Linked DNA regions of Homo sapiens: region 2 is linked to region 1. Evidence: chromatin loops called from intact Hi-C (ENCODE). Cell type or tissue: OCI-LY7. All regions are shown on one strand. Each heading gives the region's core, and the rest is flanking DNA. Links, peaks and the distances in the headings are about the cores only. Region 1 overlaps LOC100630923 (LOC100289561-PRKRIP1 readthrough). Region 2 has its middle 24 kb from the start of SPDYE6.

Evidence for each region. Hi-C counts contacts between places; a loop is a spot of excess contacts. Peaks named below come from ENCODE experiments on the same cell type or tissue, not always from the same donor. Only the 100,000 strongest peaks of a DNase experiment are listed, where the experiment ranks them.
Region 2: it touches region 1 in a loop (7-fold over the local background); 3 of 110 quality-filtered maps call a loop at or near these places.

The regions. Positions count from the first base shown.
Region 1 is chr7:102,388,046-102,393,421 of GRCh38, forward strand. The region is part of intron 4 of LOC100630923 (LOC100289561-PRKRIP1 readthrough); the gene reads left to right. Among named protein-coding and RNA genes, the nearest start is that of PRKRIP1, 5.6 kb to the right of the region's middle. In OCI-LY7, for the core only: CTCF peaks have their summits at 2,871 (motif pointing left) and 3,075; a DNase peak (open chromatin) is centred at 2,866; H3K27ac peaks cover 648 bases.
Region 2 is chr7:102,329,359-102,334,734 of GRCh38, forward strand. No RefSeq gene overlaps it. Among named protein-coding and RNA genes, the nearest start is that of SPDYE6, 24 kb to the right of the region's middle. In OCI-LY7, for the core only: no CTCF peak of the experiment used is centred there; a DNase peak (open chromatin) is centred at 2,383; H3K4me3 peaks cover 782 bases; H3K27ac peaks cover 1,751 bases.

The sequences.
Region 1 (5,376 bases), core at 268-5,267:
GGGGCTTCAACCACATTGGCCTCTGGGTTTTCAAAAACCTGTCACCCCAAGCCTTGGCCTTATGGTGAGCAGGGCAGATTTACAGGCCCGAGCTGCCTCAGAGGGCACAAGGAGCTAAAGGCTGAACTCCTCACGAAAGCAACTCAGACAATGGAGGGTTAGCTCCCCTGCAACCTGGCAAATCCACACTGTAAATTAGGTCAAGTTTATTGAGGTACAATGTTCATATGATTAAATCCACCCTTTTAAAGTATATGGTTCAAGTCCAGGCACAGTGGCTCACACCTGTAATCCCAGGACTCTGGTTTGAGACCAGCTTGGGCAACATAGTGAGACCCCCATCTCTACAAAAAAACAAAACCAAAAAATACAAAAATTAGCTGCACATGGTGGTGCGTGCCTGTAGTCCCAGCTACTCGGGAAGCTGAGATGGGAGGATTGCTTGAGGCTGAGAGGCAGAAGTTACAGTGAGCAGAGATCGAGACACTGCACTCCAGTGTGGGCGACAGAGTGAAACTCTGTCTATGAATAAATAAATAGAAGTATATGGTTAAATAAGTTTGATAAATGTGGATGGTTGTGTAGCTGCCACCACAATTCAGATATAGAACATTTTTGTCATCCAAATATTATGCAGAGAGGCCAGGTGCAGTGGATCATGCCTATAATCCCAGTGCTTTGGGATTCTGGGGATAGAAGGATCACTGGAAGCCAGGAGTTTGAGACCAGCCTGGGCAATACAGCAAGACATCATCTCTACAAAAATAATAATAATAATAAAGTAAAAATAGCCAGGTGTGGTGGTGTGCACCAATAGTCCCAGCTATTCAGGAGGCTGTGGCAGGAGGATCACTGAAGCCCAGGAGTTTGAGGCTGCAATGGGCTATGGTCACGCCACTGCGCTCCAGTCTAGGCAACAGAGTGAGACACCATCTCAAAAGAAGGAAAGAAGGTAGGAAGGGAGGAAGGGAGGGAGGGAGGGAGGGAGGGGAAAAAATATCTATTACCCAAGAAAGTTCCCTGAGGCCCTCCCAGGTCAGTCCCGTCCTCCTACTTGGCCCATGGCAACTGCTGATCTGTTTTCCATCCCTATCATTTTGGCTTTTCCAGAACATCAAGTAAATGGAACCATTCAGGTTGTGGCCTTCTATTAATAGATCTGACTTCACTCACTAAACATAATGCATCTGAGATCCATCCACGTTATTGCAAGCCTCAAGAGGTCCTTCCTTCCTTTTTCTTTTTTCTTTTTCTTTTTTTTTTTTTTGAGATGGAGTCTCACTCTGTCGCCCAGGCTGGAGTGCAGTGGCACGAGCTCGGCTCACTGCAAGCTCCGCCTCCCGGGTTCACGCCATTCTCCTGCCTCAGCCTCCTGAATAGCTGGGACTATTGGTGCACACCACCACACCTGGCTAATTTTTTTGTATTTTTAGTAGAGACTGGGTTTCACCCTGTTAGCCAGGATGGTCTTGATCTCCTGACCTCGTGATCTGCCCGCCTCGGCCTCCAAAAGTGCTGGGATTACAGGCATGAGCCACCACACCTGGTCCCCTTTTTTTTTGAGATGGGGTCTCACTGTCGCCCAGGCTGAGTGCAGTGGTATGATATCTTAATCCACCTTCTTAATCCGACTCACTGCAACCTCCGCCTCCTGGGTTCAAGCAATCCTCCTGCCTCAGCCTTCCAAGTACCTGAGATTACAGGTGCACACCACCATGCCCAGCTAATTTTTGTATTTTTAGTAGAGATAGGCTTTCATCTTGTTGGCCAGGCTGGTCTTGAACTCCCGGCCTCAAGTGATCCTCCCTCTTCAGCCTCCTAAAGTGCTGGGATTACAGTCATGAGCCACCGCACTCAGCAAAAGCTCCTTCCTTTTATTGCTAAGTAGTATTTCCCTGTAGGTCTAGATCTCAATTTGATGGACATATGGGTTGTTTCCAGTTTTTGGCAATTATGAATCAAGCTACTGTTTGTATTTGCATACAGGTCAGTCAGTGGACATATATTTTCATTTCTCTAGTTTGAGACCAGCCTGGGTAACGAGAGTGAAACTCTGTCTCAAAAAAAAAAAGAAAAGAAAAGAAAAAAAGAAAAAAGAAAAAAAACCCTGCTGTTTTAGTACTTAAAGTATCAACCACTACTCAAAGAATTGAGATAGGAGTACCCACTCGTCTAGGGTAATCAACCATCCTGGCTTGCCCAAGATTCTCCTGGTTTTAGCACTGAAGGTCCCACTTTCTGGGAAACCCTTCAGTCCTAGGATCAAACTAGGACAAGTGTGGTCACCTATTTTTTTTTTTTTTTTTCAGACAGAGTCTCTCTCTGTCTCCCAGGCTGGAGTGCAGAGGTGCGATTTTGGCTCAGTACAGCCTCCGCCTCCTGGGCTCAAGCAATTCTCCTGCCTCAGCCTCCCGAGTAGGTGGGATTACAGGCAGCTCCCCCCACCCCACACGCCCGGCTAATTTTTTTTGTATTTTTAGTAGAGACGGAGTTTCACCATGTTGGCCAGGCTGGTCTCGAACTCCTGACCTCAGATCATCCACCTGCCTCAGCCTCCCAAAGTGCTGGTATTACAGGCGTGAGCCATGTTATTGAATGTCAGGCTCTGCTGGACACTGCATGTCCAAACGTCATTTTACCCATGTGCCAGCGACAAGGTAGATTCGCTTGTACCAATTTTGCACATAAGGAAACAGCCTTAGAGAGGTTAGGTTGCTTGTGCAAGCCCAGGGTAGGTGGCACCCAGTCTGCCAGTCTGCAACGCACTGGTATCTTCCAGCCAGTAGACCTTGCTCCCTGGGTGCCCAGTTCTGGATCTCAGGAAAGGTGGATTAAGGCTCCTAGTGGCGGGACCTGGGTGGGGATTTGCTGCCCTCTGGTGGCAGAAGGGACATCACCCTGGGTGTGAGACTTGTGGGCATCTGTGAGGCGGCCTTTCATCCCAGGGAGCCGGACCTCAAATCTGACCTCAGCCCCAGGAAGGTGCCACCAGGAAGGTGCCACCTAGGAGGGTGCCACCAGGGTTCCCGCCAGGGTCTGCTGGGGCCCTGTCCCATCTGTGTGAGTCACATAATCACTCAGGCTGTCACAGACCCAGGGCTAGACTGCTGGGTTTGAGTCTGTGTGGCCCTGAGCCAATTGCTTTCTCCTCTGGGCCTCAGTTCCATTTCAGTAGAATCAGGATGATAGCCTGGGCAACATAGCAAGACTCCAGCTCTACCAAATAAATAAATAAATAAATAAATAAATAAATAAATAAATAAAATATTAGGCTGGGCAAGGTGGCTCACGCCTGTAATCCCAGCACTTTGGGAAGCTGAGGCGGGTGGATCACCTGAGATCAGGAGTTCGGGGCCAGCCTGGCCAACATGACGAAACCCTGTCTCTACTAAAAATACAAAAATTAGCCGGGCATGGTGGCGGGTGCCTGTAATCCCAGCTACTCAGGAGGCTGAGGCAGGAGAATCGCTGGAACCTGGGAGGCAGAGGTTGCAGTGAGCCGAGATCGCGCCATTGCACTCCAGCCTGGGTGACAAGAGAGAAACTCCCTCTCAAAAAATAAAAATAAAAAGTTAGCTGAGTGTGGTGGCACCAGCCTGTTGTCATAGCTACTCAGGAGTCCAAGGCTGAAGAATTGCTTGAGGTCAGCCTGGGAAACATAGCAATACCCCATGTCTACAAAAAATGTGAAAAATTAGCTGGGCATAGTGGTACCTGCCTGTAGCCCTAGCTTTTCTGGACACTGAGTCAGGAGGATCCCTTGAGCCCAGGAGTTCGAGGCTGCAGTTAGCTATACTGGCACCACCGCACTCCAGCCTGGTGACAGAGTGAGACCCCGTCTATTGAAAAACATATATCTGCTGATAAATATGTCCACAATTTAGACCAGACTTAGACACTGAAGTTATTACCAGCTCCTTCACACCCACATGCCTTAACTCTCTCTTGCCTTCATGCATTCCTTCACTCCATTCATTCGCTTAACTTTCATCCAGCAGATATCTGCCAAGCACCAGCTCTGTGACAGACACTGAGGCTGGGGGTGCCAGGGAGACCTTTACCAACCGGACAGACACTGCCCCGCACTCCTGGCTCTGTGGCTTTCTGATAGTCCGTGGCCTCACATGTTCATTTATTAAGTGTCCTTTTATTGATTGAGTCTTCATTCTTTCTCTTAATGTCCTTATTCATTCATTCATCCATCACTTGCTCATCTCACTGACACGTCTATTCAGTCTTCATATATGTTTTCATTCCTTTATTCTCCAAGCATCCTGGAAGTACCCACTCTACACCATGCCAGGGTTAGATGCTGGGATTCTGGCCCAGCCCACCACACTGCCAAGCCCATGGGGACACAGATGGTGAGGACATAGTGGTAACTACTTCACCAGTTATTGGGATTCAGAGCTGGGAGAGCACCAAGAAGGGAGCAATTCACTTCCTGGAAGTGAGGGGTGGGAGAGGCAATCTGAGAAGGCTTCTTGGAGGAGGTAGCATTTTGGCCAAGTTGAGAAGCCTGTATGGGAGTTCTCCAAGGAGGAAAAGATGCTTTGTTTTGTAGACAAAAACCTTCGTTCTGTGGAGTGTTTGGAGAAAAGTGAGGTACTGGTTGCTAATGTGTGTGATCCTGGGTGAGTTTGTGTGCATGGCCCCAGCCAGGCCAAGCCCTCCCCAGGTTCCAGTGACAGACCTGGGCCACTAAGGACCCTTAATTCCACCCTGAGCTCCTAGAAAACCACCCACTATTGGGCAGCCAGGAATGACCTTTGGAGAACAAACACTTCACCCTCCAGGTACCATCCACTTGTCCACCTGTTCATCCTCTTGGGGACTCAGTGGGAGGGCGACCCTGTCCCTAGGAGCCCATGTCCCTCCAGCAAATGTTTCTTTTATTTTTATTTTTATTTATTTATTTATTTTGAGACAGAGTCTTGCTCTGTCGCCCAGGCTGGAGTGCAAAGGCGTAATCTTAGCTCACTGCAACCTCTGCCTCCCAGGTTCAAGCAATTCTCCAGCCTCAGCCTCCCGAGTAGCTGGGATTACAGGTGTGCACCACCACGCCTGGCTATTTTTTGTATTTCTAGTAGAGACGGGGTTTCACCATGTTGGCCAGGCTGGTCTCAAACTCCTGACCTCAGGTGATCTGCCCACCTCGGCCTCCCAAAGTGCTGGGATTACAGGCATGAGCCACCACACCAGGTTTTTGTGGTCACGGAATGGTCTTGTGTGATGTTGGTGTCCTGGAAATTACTTTTGTTTGACAAGAGAACACCAAGACCCAGCTGTGAATGTCTGTCCAGCTCCCAGGGAAACAGAACAGGAACTGGACAGAGCTTCTCCTTCACATCCTTTCCCTTTTTCCTTCTTTTGTCC
Region 2 (5,376 bases), core at 262-5,261, 59 kb before region 1:
GAGGGGGAAGGCTGCCACGGACACAGGAAGTGGCCGCACAATGCAACATCTACTTACCCTCTGAGGGATGGTTTGAGTCCCTGTCATCGAAGGGTAGACTGGCAGAGGAACTAGAAGATGCAGACAAGGCCCTCTTGGTACCTCCCGCAGCTCTCTGCAGTGGGGAAGACATGCTTGGCGAGGAGGAGCTATGGGGCCAGGAAGACGAGGACCGCAGGGTAGGTTTGGCAATCCAGCTGGGGAAGAAAGAGAAGAAAGGGCTCCTACCACAGCACTTCTCCATCCCCAGCCGTGAGCAGTCCCTTTCTTTGCAAGGGAATGGTTCTAGAACTGTGGGGTCAGGTGAGGGGGACCAAAAACTAAGACAAAGGCTGGGCACCGTGGCTCATGCCTATAATCCCAGCACTTTGGGAGGCCAGGGCAGGAGGATGGCTTGACCCAGGAGTTCAAGACCAGCCCGGGCAATACAGCAAGATCCCATTTCTACAAAAAAAATAATACTAATTAGCCAGGTGTGGTAGCACGTGCCTGTATTCAGCTATTCAGGAGGCTAAGGTGGGAGGACTGCTTGAGTCCAGGAGTTCAAAGCTGCAGTGAGCTATGATCGCACCACTGTACTCCAGCCAGGGTGACAGAGTGAGACTCTGTCTCAAAAAATAAAAATTAAAAAATAAAAAATAAAAGGAGACATTATAGGAGGCAAGTCTGCAAAGCCTTAACTACAAACTAAAGAAACCAAAAGGAAAAAGAAGACTTTAAAAAATCTTTAGAAGTCTAAGAAGTCTTAAGTCTGTTCCGGGTGGAGCAGAGTTAAGTATGCCAATTAAATTATTGGGTGCTGGCCGGGCATGGTGGCTCACATCTGTAATCCCAGCACTTTGGAAGGGCAAGGCAGGTGGATCACTTGAGGTCAGGAGTTCGAGAGGACAACACGATGAAACTCCATCTCTACTGATGGATGTGAAAGGATGACTCCATCTCAAAAAAAAAAAAAAATTACGTGCTGACTGAAAATAAATTTGAAAGCAAGGTGTGTGACAGGGAAGGCTACTACCTGTGTAATATTCTGTTACTTAATGATAAGTCCTGAGTCATATTTCCAATCTCTCTTAACCAGCCTGTATTTGTACATTGCTTGTGTACAAGCTTGCTAATTTCCACAAATGGCAGTAGGTTGTCTGCTCCAATAGGGCCAAAAATGCATCTACTGGATTCAAAGCTCAGTAAGGGCCAGGTGCAGTGGCTCATGCCTGTAATCTTGGCACTTTGGGAGGCCAAGGCAGGCAGATCACTTGAGGTCAGGAGTTTGAGACCAGCCTGGCCAACATGGTGAAACCCCTTCTCTACTAAAAATACAAAAAATTGCTGGCCGTGGTGGTGGGCACCTGTAATACCAGCTACTGGGGAGGCTGAGGCAGGAGAATTGCTTGAACCTGGGAGACGGCAGCTGCAGTGAGCCGAGATCATGACACTGCACTGCAGCCTGGACGACAGAGTGAGACTCCGTCTCAAAAAAACTCAGTCAGGAATGAAGAATGTCTGAAGTACTGTATGTGTAACGTGGCTTGTGATTCTTAAGCCCTGAGTGCAGCTTGAGCTAGTCCTTCATGATCTAATACCAAAATGTTCAAGATCTGTTTTATGTCATTGGTGCCTTCTAATGTTGGCCTGTTGTTTTCCTTGCTGAGACTAGATTATGATGTGGTATATTGTTTTTATCAATTTAACTTATAAGTATTTATAAGCAGCTTATTCTTCATGTTGCTCTCATTTACCCTGGAGATGCTTGATTGCTTTTTTTTTGTTTTTTTTTTTTTTTTTTGAGACAGGGTTTCACTCTGTTGCCCATGCTGGAGTGCAGTGGCACGATCACAGCTCAATGCAGCCCTGACCTCCTGGGCTCAAGTGATTCTACCACCTCAGCCTCCTGAATAGCTGGGACTACAGGCACGTGCTACAACACCTGGCTAAGTTTTGTACTTTTTGTAAAGATGGGGTTTCACCATGTTGCCCAGATTGGTTTTGAACTCCTAGGTTCAAGTGGTCCTCCTGCCTTGGTCTCCCAAAGTGCTGGGATTACAGATGTGAGCCACCATGCCTGGCCAAGATGTTTTATTGCTAATTATTTGTCTGTCCACATTGTTATCATCTCCTAGAGAAATTGCTAGAAGAGTGAGATTACGTGTCCTCTAAGTTATAAGTTCACAAATAAAAGCCCAAAGGAAGTTAGGTAGCAGACTTAAAAACAAATTAAAAAGACCCTGCAAAACTTGGTCTTAAATGAAAGGTGACATTCTCCAACCTGGGTTGTCTTTCTGGTTTCATGGGACTGTGCAGTGCAGTTGGAGGGTGACTGGGCCCTGTTTCCACGGCACTCTCTAGGTGCAGGGACCATTGAACCATGTCTGCTATTCCTGTCTTAGCTCTGTACTGAAATAACAGTTGTGTTACTGGGTTTCAAAAGAAAGTCCATCCCTCCTGATCTAGGCAGAAAGCCATTAAAGAAAACAGAAGGATAATGAGCAGTGGGAAAACAAACCAGAAAAGTTACCGATTCACCCATCTTGTGTCAGAATCGACAGGCCTGTTGCTCCTGCTGGAAACCTAGGATGTACGTTTGCAATGAGAAAAGAGTGAAAGACTTGAGCAGGTACATTACGAAAGAGCAATCACAGCGGCCAGTGAATATGAAAAGGTCCTCAACTTAGAGAAGTCTGGAGAAATCCAAACTAAAACTACCCTAGGATACCACGCTACACCCACCAGCTTTAGGCAGGATGCAAACATCAGGAATTCTACCCTGCTGGTGAGCAGTGAGAGAGCGCATAAACCAGTATAACAACTTTGGAAAACAATTTAGTAGGGTGGAAAGCCAGGTGGACCACTGAGCCAGCAGTCCCATTCATTAGTACATACCCCATGCCTGCTCCTCTGTGTAAGAATATTCACTGCAGAGACCGGGCGCGGTGGCTCACGCCTGTAATTCCAGCACTTTGGGAGGCCGAGGTGGGCGGATCATGAGGTTAGGAGATAGAGACCATCCTGGCTAACACAGTGAAACCCCGTCTCTACTAAAAACACAAAAAGTTAGCCAGGCGTGGTGGCGGGTACCTGTAGTCCCAGCTACTCTGGAGGCTGAGGCAGGAGAATGGCGTGAACCCAGGAGGTGGAGGTTGCAGTGAGCCGAGATCACGCCACTGCACTCCAACCTGGGCAACAGAGCGAGACTCTGTCTCCAAAAAAAACAAAAAAAAAGAATATTCCCTGCAGAATTGTTCATAGCAGGTTAAAATGGAAAACAATCCAGTGTCCCTGAGCAAGAAGGAGGGATAAATATATGGTGGAGAGTCATGAAATAGAACAGCATACTACAGAGAAAATGAATACTTCTGTTGTTACAATAAAATGACTTCTAAAATAATGTCTACAAAAAAGAAGCCAGGGCTGGGCACCAGTGGCTCATGTTTGTAATCCCAGCACTTTGGGGGGCTGGGGTTACAAGATCACTTGAGGCCACGAGATGGAGACCACCTTGGATCTCGTTAACCACCTTTTATGTAGAGATGTGGTGAGACCCCATCTCTACATGGAAAAAAAAAGCCAGACATATTAAATATACGCTGTATGCTTACCTATATTGTGATACCCTACCTTATTTTAACGTGATTGTCTCTCTTAGCTGAGAGAGCCAGACAGGCTCCATTTTAGTTCCTTCACTTGCAGCCCCCTCCCTTAAAGGCATAACTAGTCTAAGCTGACTCCATGCACGTCTAGGAATGCACTTACTGATAAGGTATCGAGGCAAGCTGAACCAGCAGCTCTTGGGGACTCGCTCGGTGGATGATACCAAAAGACCCTGCATTTATCTCTTTGTGGTAGTTTGAGCCCCTGCACCTGGAACTGTTTATTTTTCTGTAACTATTTATGTAACCAATTAATCTTTTTAATTTTTCCCTGTTCTGCTTCTGTAAAAATTGTTTCAGCTAAACTCCCCCTCCCCTATTTAGACCACGGTATAAAAAGAAATCTAGCCCCTTCTTCGGGGCCAAAAGAATTTTGAGCTCTAGCCATCTCTCAGTCACCGGCAATAAAGGACTCCTAAATCAGTCTCATGGTGCGGCGTTTCTCTATAACTCGCTCGGTTACAACAATATCAAGACTATATTGTTTAGGGGCCAGGCATGGTGGCTCACGCCTGTAATCCCAGCACTTTGGGAGGTCGAGGCAGGCAGATCGCTGGAGGTCAGGAGTTCGAGACCAGCCTGGCCAACATGGTGAAACCCTGACTCTACTAAAAATACAACATTAGCCGGGTGCAGTGGACGGCGCCTGTAATCTCAGCTACTCAGGAGGCTGAGGCGGGAGAACTGCTTGAACCCGGGAGTCAGAGGTTGCAGTGAGCCGAGATCATGCCACTGCACTCCAGCCTGGGTGACAGAGTGAGATTCTGTCTGAAAAAAACAAACAAAAAAAACAAACAAAAACCCAGACTATATTGTTTAGGGATACTTAGTTGACAAAATAACAGACACAAACAGGACATAATTACCATAAAAATCAGGACCTGGGGGGGGGGGTTGGGGGGGGAGATTTAAGTGGAAAGAATGGAGCGGTGACAATGTGTGTCAACCTGGGAGGTGGTGACCCTGGGGTTCGCTTTGTAATTCCTCAAAATGAGCATTTATGTGCTATTCACTTTTCACAGGGCAGAATCTCTGAACTAACATGTTTACGCAGCCATATGCAAAAAAAAAAAAATGGATAATTTGTATTCTAATTAAAATATTTAAAAATTGGAGACAAGGCGGCCGGGCGCGGTGGCTCAGGCCTGTAATCCCAGCACTTTGGGAGGCTGAGGCGGGTGGATCACAAGGTCAGGAGATCGAGCCCATCCTGGCTAACACAGTGAAACCCTGTCTCTACTAAAAACACACACAAAAAAATTAGCCGGGCGTGGTGGCAGGCGCCTGTAGTCCCAGCTACTCGGGAGGCTGAGGCAGGAGAATGGCGTGAACCTGGGAGGCGGAGCTTGCAGTGAGCCGAGATCAGGCCACTGCATTCCAGCCTGGGCGACAGAGCTAGACTCCGACTCAAAAAAAAAAAAAAAATAGAGACAAGGAACTAACTATGTTGCTCACGCTGGTCTCAAACTCTCAGGGCTCAAGCAATCCTCCCGCCTCGGTCTCCCAAGGCGCTGAGATTCCAGGCATGAACCACTGTGCCCAACCAGGGAAAAATAAAATAAAATAAATAAATAAATGTATATATATATACATACACACACACGGGTGTGTATGTATATATATATGTATATATACACACACGTGTGTATGTATATATACACACACGTGTGTATATATATATACACACACGTGT